2 separate regions of the Homo sapiens genome follow, and region 1 is linked to region 2. A link is an interaction called in ENCODE POLR2A ChIA-PET data of the cell type or tissue named here. Cell type or tissue: Caco-2. All regions are shown on one strand.

Evidence for each region. Peaks named below come from ENCODE experiments on the same cell type or tissue, not always from the same donor. Only the 100,000 strongest peaks of a DNase experiment are listed, where the experiment ranks them.
Region 1: POLR2A ChIA-PET joins it to region 2 with 5 read pairs; 3 of 35 experiments call an interaction of 5 or more read pairs at or near these places.

What each region holds. Positions count from the first base shown.
Region 1 is chr5:150,344,763-150,348,762 of GRCh38, reverse strand. No RefSeq gene overlaps it. Among named protein-coding and RNA genes, the nearest start is that of TCOF1, 11 kb to the left of the region's middle. In Caco-2, no CTCF peak of the experiment used is centred here; no DNase peak of the experiment used is centred here.
Region 2 is chr5:150,497,730-150,501,729 of GRCh38, reverse strand. It overlaps a transcript of NDST1 not described here. Among named protein-coding and RNA genes, the nearest start is that of NDST1, 8.4 kb to the left of the region's middle. RefSeq lists an enhancer at 1-258 and a silencer at 2,909-3,203. In Caco-2, no CTCF peak of the experiment used is centred here; a DNase peak (open chromatin) is centred at 2,039.

The DNA.
Region 1 (4,000 bases), 150 kb after region 2:
GTGAGCCACCATGCCCTGCGTAGATTTCTTTTACTTTTTTTTTTTTTTTTTAGAGACAAGTGTCTTGCTCTGTCACCCAGGTTGAACTGAGATGGTGATCATAGCTCACCGCAGCTTGAAATTCCTGGGCTCAAGCGATCCTCCTGTTTCTTCCTCCAGAATAACTGGGACTACAGGCACACACCACCATGCCCAGATAATTTTTAGAAACTTTTTGTAGAGACAGGATCTTGCATTGTTGCCCAGGCTGGTCTCGATCTTCTGGCTTCCAGTGATCCTCCTTCTGCCTTGGCTTCCTAAAGTGCTGGGATAAGAGGTGTGAGCCACAGCAGCCGGCCTAGATTGTGAAAAAAGACATTTCAAATACATAAGAGCATCTCAGTTCATTTCCCTTCCCTTTGCCCAGAGATAGTCACCAGCCCATTCCCGGAAGTTGGCATGAGTTGTTCCTGCACATGTTTATGTATACATGCTATACATGTATTCATTCATAAAACATAGAAAGTGTTGCTTTGTAGCTTTAAACTCTTTGTAAATGACATAATATTGTGCATAGCCTTCTGCAACTTGCTTGTTTTCATTCAACATTGTGTTTGAAATTTATCCACATTTGATGTGCAGAGCACCAGTATACACATATCCACTATTCAATCAATTTCATTGTAGGGGCATGTACTACAGTTTATCAATCCATTCTCCTGTTGATGGGCATTTGAATGATGTCCAATTTTCCATAATAAAAACCGCACTGCCGTGACCATCCTCATGCGTGTCTTGCATGTGCCTGGGGAAGAATGGCCGGGTGTGTGAGTATCTTGGGGCTCCCTGCCATTGCCTGACTGTATCTGAAAGGGTCAGTTTCTGTGGCTCCACATCCAGACTTGACCTGGCAATAGTCAGACTTTGGGATGTTTATCACTCTGATGGGGGCCAAATGTCTCTCGTTCTTGTTTTTAAGTTCTATTTCTCTGAAGAGTGGAGTTAAACCGTTTTCATAATTGTGCTAGTGGTTTGGATTTCCTCTTCTGTGGATCGCCTCTTGTACCCCCTGTCCGTGTTTCCATGGTGCTGTTCGTGTCTTTCTTATTGATTTGCAGGAGCTCTAATCTTGTGGTCTGCTGCGACTGTCTTTTGTTAGTCTGTGAATTATTTTTTCACTTTATGTATGCAGTCTTGCGATGCACAAAGGCTTTAGGTTTGAATATAATGAACTGCGTCAATGTCTTCCTCTATTGTTTGGGGTTCTACAATCCGCAGCAAGCTGAGGCCATTTCTTGGTGTGGCACCCTCCTCAGGAGGCCTTGACCTCAGGTGGAATGTTAGCACGGGCTTTAGAGCAGGGCCCACTTGGGTTGAAATTCAGGCTGAGTGATTTATAGGCTGGTGAACTTGGGGATAAGTCATTTTACCTTTGGGTTTCAGCTTCTTTACTTGTAAAATAGGGAAGAGAACTGTCTTGAGCTCTCAGGGGTGTTATGAGGCTGGAGGAAGCAGGTCAAGGCACAGTGGGAAGTCTTGAAATCCCCCAGGGAGAGGGAGGACTCACTGAGAAAAGCCTCAGAAGACGCTGCTCCCTGAGAGCCATCCAGTGTGAATGTCCTAATCTTGCCTGGCCCCAAGATTACAGTCTCTTCAAATCTAACTTTGCATCTGCAAGTGGAGCTGAGTCTCTGGAGGAGCTGGGACATGCGAGACATGAGACACCAGTCTCCCTCCTTTTCCCTCCCACCCATGGCCCTGGGTTCTGAGCTGTTCCTGGGGCCATGCTTGGTGACTCTGGAAGCAGGAACTTATGGAAGTGGCATACGTGATGTCTCAAGAAAACCGGAAGAGGACGGAGGATGTATCCCATGGCCTCCATACACCATGGCCACTCAAAGCTGCCCAGTCACCCTCGCAGCAGGGTGGGGAGGGCATCTGAGGGCTCCAAGAGAATATTTGTCTGGGGAAAGAAAAGGACACACGTGCCTGGTGACTCTCACTCATATGTGACCACGTGCCAGCCCACACAAACAGGTCTCTTGAGGCCATGGCAGGGGGCTACCCCATCACCTCTGAGCAGTTCAATCCTGGGCACAGCATACACAGGAACAGGTTTGGAGGGGAGGTGGGCAGAGGCCTCTGGGTCCAGCAGCCTCTTGGACAAGGCCATAGAACCCATGGCAAATAGGTCTGGATGATGCCTCCTTCTTCGTCCCACTTACTGACCGCGAGTCACCCCACCATCACCACCTCTGAAAGGTCAGCCTGCTCACACGGCCAGAGCACTGGATTCCAGTGGAGAATGTAGTTCAAAAACTGAAACCTGTTTTTGGAGAAGATGATGTATACACATGATGCAAACGTGTAAAGGTATGCAAAGGGTACCGAGAAAAGTAAATCTCCTGGGCTCCCATCCTCTGTTCCCCAGCTTCTCGGTTCTCTTCCCAGGAGGATGCAATATTACCAGGGCTTAGATATGACTGCATACACACACACACACACACACACACACACACACACACACACACACAGAGGCACACAATATTGATAGTAGTACATTATATACACCAAGGTAAACCTTGCTTATTTTTTCACCCCATCTTCTCTCCCACAAATGTGGACCTGGAATGTAACAGGCGAGAGTGAATGCAGAACGGATGCATTAGTGGATGAGGTGGTGGAAGGATGAACAATGTCCGTCCAGGTGCAGGCTTTTTCTACTCTGTGTTTTGAGACTCATCCTGTCCCTGAGAGGATCTCTCTCCTTTGGCCCATTGCTGCAGGTGGGTAAATTCAGGCCTTCTTGACCCTGGCACAGAGCCATAATGGGGGAACTAAGTGAACCAGGCAGCTGAACAGCTTAATTGTCATTTCCACCAGCAGATGGTTACCAGGGAAACTCAAAGAATGTTAGAACAGGGACGGGTTTTCAGGCAATGTGGAGGCAGCCTGACAGAATCTCAGAATGGGAAAGGGGACGGTTCCGACAAGTTCTTCAAGAGTTTGATTTTTAATTTTCATTTCAATGATAATCTAAAATAATTAAAGATTTTAACCGGATGCAGTGGCTCATGCCTGTAATCCTAGCACCTTGGGAGGCCAAGGCGGGTGGATTGCCTGAGCTCAGGAGTTTGAGACCAGCCTGGGCAACCCGGTGAAACCCTGTCTCTACTAAAATACAAAAAATTAGCTGGTGTGGCAGTGCGCATCTGCAATCCCAGCTACTCGGGAGGCTGAGGCAGGAGAATTGCTCGAACCCAGGAGGTGGAGGTTGCAGTAAGCTGAGATTGCACCACTGCACTCCAGCCTGGGAGACAGAGTGAGACTCGATCTCTAAAAAAAAAAAAAAAAGAAAAATTTTAGGCCAGGCACAGTGGCTCACGCCTACAATCCCAGCACTTTGGAAGGCTGAGGCGGGTGGATCACCTGAGGTCAGGAGTCCGAGACTAGCCTGACCAACGTGGTGAAACCTGCCTCTACTAAAAATACAAAATTAGCTGGGTGTGGTGGCAGCGCCTGTAATCCCAGCTACTTGGGAGGCTGAGGCAGGAGAATCGCTCTAACCCGGGAGGTGGAGGTTGCAGTGAGCTGAGATTGCACCATTGCACTCCAGCCTGAGCAATGAGAACGAAACTCTGTCTCAAAAAAAAAATTATATTTTTCGATAATTTGAACATCTGCCTTATAACATTGTATGGACAAGTGATTTCAATGCTGTGTTGATGTTTGCCTTTGTGATCACACTGGCGCTGGGGTAATCAATGACTTTACAGCCACCTGAATAAACCAAGATTTTGCTGTAAATCAAACTTAGAAGGTTCTTAAATTTGTGTCTGCAGACTCCTAAGATTTCTGGGCATATTCTTGGGCCAGTGAGAATTATTTTGGAGGCATCTGTATGTTACTCAAGTATGAGAAACCCTGGTGAGGACAAAAGGACCCCAGGCAAGAGTTGGAAGCTTGGATTCGGCTCCTGTCTCTGCCTCTTCTTATCAATTGGGTCACTTGGACTCTTCTG
Region 2 (4,000 bases):
TCCAAAACAGGGTCTCCATGTGTTTTGTTCACTGCTGCATCCCAGTTCTAGAAAAGAGCCTGGACCAAAGTAGATGTTTAATACAAATATACTGAATGAGGGACTATTGTCTCCCTCATCTGAACACACAACTTTAGGCTTACACAGCCCCTACAGACCAGGGGCTAGAGGCTGATACAAGACTCAACCTGGGCCAGCTAAAACCCTGAGGGTTTTCGCCTGGCCAGTTCCCAGCCAAATTCCCAGTCCTGTTCTAGTCCAATTGACTGCTTGGACCAATGGATGACAAGACTTTACGTTTGTCCCTGTCCGGTGCCTTTTCCTCTCCTTTTGGCCATGAGGGAGAACTTCTGAGTCCTGACAGTTGGGCTGCCAGAGGGAATGTGGACTGGACCGCCGCCACCCACCTTCATGGCCTTTCCAGCATCCATCCAAGGCTGCCTACCCCATGCTCCCAGCAAGAGGAGGCAGAGGAGGGAGGCTGGTGCTACGCTTGCCCTTTTCCTGTGGTCAGCAGGAGGACTATCAGAAGGAAGCTTTGTTCTCAGAATGAAGAGCACGAAGCCCAGTGTCAGGCGGAAGCGGGCACAGAGGCAGCTGTCCCATCAGATAGTTTAAGGAAAGACAAAACAACAACAACAAAAAATGGGATGGAGAATGTTTGAGGGGTAATTTGCACACCCAACCGGTTTCATGCCTCCGGGGTGGCTGTGACGATGGTTCATTTTTCCAGGCTCTAACTAGGTCGTCATAGACAATCAGATGATTGTCCCAGCTAGATGATCTGCCACTGCCCCTGCAGAGGGAGGTGGAGATGGAAGAGTGTGGCCTTGCCTGGCATTGGAAGACCTGGGGTCCCAGCCCAGCTTTCCACCCACTCAAGTGACATTAGGAGAGTGTCTTCCCTCTATGTACCTCAGTTTACCCGGCTGTAAATGGCTTGTTCATGCCTGCACTTGATGTTTCAGCCTGCCTGCCACAGGACCACACAGCAGGAGAGCCCCTCAGCCTGTGGCCAGGTCACTGGGCCACCCAGGCCAGGCTTTCCCTGTGGGGCCTGATACCAGGGGCACAGCACTTGCCCACTTTGAGCCAGGCTTTCAGTCTGCCTCCTCTCCTGACCTGTTCCCTAATGTGAATGTGAAACTCCTCTGGGCCTGGCTAGGGTGGGGCCAGGACTGGCAGCCCTCACCCCACCCAGACACTGGCACCTGCCCCAATCCACTCTGTGTTATCCTCTCCAAGGATAGCTCACATTGCACTCAGCCACGACAACTGGGGAAGCCCAGAACATTGGCACAGGGGGCAAAAGAGTAGCCCAGAGAGAGAAAGGGGCATGGTTAATGTCGCCCAGCACAACAGCCACCCAAGGCTCCTCCCTACCAGCCCTGGGCTCCATGCACTAAGACAGTCCTTAAAGAGTGGTCTATAGACCCCCTGGTCTGAATGTTCTCAGGATGGGGAGGCTACACCCTAGAATGAAAGAATCAGAGCAGGAGGCAGCGGGTGGGGGCAGCAATCTGCATGCATTTTTGCAAGCTTCCCAGGTTTTTCCTGTAGCCAGAACAATTGCAACCTCTCAGCTAAGACCTCTTCCAGGAGAAGACATCTTAGCAGGCCCCAGGGAATACTTAAGATTTCAATTGAATGAGTTAAATAAACCTTGACGGGACAGACAGTTGGACAAGGGAGCTGTCGGATAAAGCAACATACTCTAGGAGGAGAAAGCACAGAGAGGCCCAATGGAGAAGAAGCCCAGGCCAGTAAACATCTGAACTGGTCCACACCCCTCTTCACCCTGCTGGCCTCAGCACACAGAGGTCTGGACCTGATATCCTCTGAAGGCTGCTGAGCACAGTCCTCCCCTCCCTAAACTCCTCCAAGCCCACCATGAGAGTAAGACCTGGTGACAGCTGCAGGTGGATGCTCCTCTCCTTGGTTACACTGCAGGGTGGGGCCCGCCCTTTCAGGGACTGTTATCTGCAGCTTAAGAAGCCGCCTGGGTCAGTGGCTACGCAGGCAGAGCTTATCTTGGGGGAGGATTCGAGGGTCACAGAGCAGGCTGACCCAGAGGCCTCTAGCAAATGGAACCTTCACAGCTGGAGGGATAGACCATGGCCACACCTGCTTTCACACAGGAAGCACTTGTTATGCTCCTACTGGGGAAACCGTCCTGAGCCTAAGCATGATGCTCCAATGCTTCCATGCTTCGAGGGACACAAAGGTGATTCAGCCCACAGCCCTTACACCCGCTGCCTTAGAAGAGCCCACAAAGGAACAAGGTAGGAGAGAAAGTGGTTCATAGCTTAAGGACAGGGTTGCAAACTCAGATGCCTCCAGTGACCAGAAAGATCATGTAAGCATATGAAATGGCTGGCTGGGGATGGGGTGAAGTGTACATGCCTCACCTCCAGCAATGACCCCTGGAGAATGTAGGCTCAAGGTTTTCCTGTCTTCCAATTTTTGAAATAAAGCCAGAAGTCTGAGTTTTTATGTAAAACCTCTGGTTGGCAACCAGCTCAATATTTGGCATGGACCAAACAAAATCTGCCCATAGGGCAAATGTGGCCTGCCAGTTTGTGACCTCTGTTTTCTTAAAAGGGACAGAGAACACACTGTGGAGCTCAGTAGAGGCCAACTTCCCTGCAGCTGAGGTACCTTGGAAGGCTTCCTGGAAGAGAAGGCATTGGTGCTGGGCTGCAAGGATGGAGAAGGCTCTTCTGGGGAAGGAATCCTGGATAGGGAGTGGGGTGTACCTCTAGAACTTCAGAGGCCATAGGCAGGAACATCCTGTCCCTACAACCTGGCAGGCTGGACCAAGAGCCCAAGTCATCTAGACTCCTGTGTTTCCTCCCCAAAAAGGAGGCATGAAGCAGGCATAGAGGTATCAGTTTAGTGCTGTCCCCAGGTAGCGGGAGGAGGGGCCGCCAGCCCAGCAAACCTCTGGACTAAACTAAATCAATTGGTGGCAGAATAGCAAGGGTCCAATTTCATCCCTGGAGCTTGAGGAACAGGTCAGCTAACGACAGCTCCGTGGGGGGAAGGGAGAGAAAGAGACAATGGAGGGACAAAAGGAGGTTGAGAATCGTGCCCTGCCTGGCCAGACCCGGCTGGTTACATAACCCTGCCTCAGGACAAAGCCAGGGAGGGCCTGGGCTAGGGAGTCCCAGAATGCAGAAAGGGTTTCCCCTACCTCCCCTGCCCACCCCTGCTCTCTAAGCTGGTCCTGCAGCTCCTAGAAAGCCCAGCACAGAGTGCGGAGCCAGGGGTGGAGACTAAGACCCCAGGATCAGACACTTACAAGATCACTCAGCAAATTCATAGCAGAGCTAGAACTACCAACAGCAAACTTTTACCAAATGATTACTTTGTACCAAGCACGAGGTAAGTCCTTTACAAACATTAACTTACCTAAAAGTCTAACTATAACACCATGAGATAAATACTGTTATTGCCATTTTACTGAGGAAGCACAGACAAAGTAACTTACCCAATGTCACACAGCTCCTAAGTGGAGGTGCCAGCTCAGAAGCCAACAGCCCGTCTCCAAGACCACACCCTGACCCAGGATGCTACACTGCCACCAGGCTACTTTCTATTTGCACCACGCTGCCACCATTTCTCAAGCCCGCAGTGCACACGGCCCCGTCAGCACTCCACAGGGACACCCAGCCTTCTGATGATCTGATGAAACCAACAAACTCTTTCTTCAGAAAAAGAAAACACAGAAATGCCTACAACTCACTGCACCTTTGGGGGCTCATGGACCCCTGCACTGGTGGGAATGGACAGGTCACGATCACAGGATACTCAAGAGACAGGAGGTAGCAGAGGGAGCCGACTCCCTCAGGTCCCCTGGGCCTCCTCATATCAGCTTTCATCCACAGGCGTGGGCATGGATCGGTGCTCAGGGCCTCGTCATCCCTTCGGGGCCGGGAGAACAGAATGAATCACGGCACACAATGGCCTGCGCCTCTGTATCCACTGGGTGTGACTCACA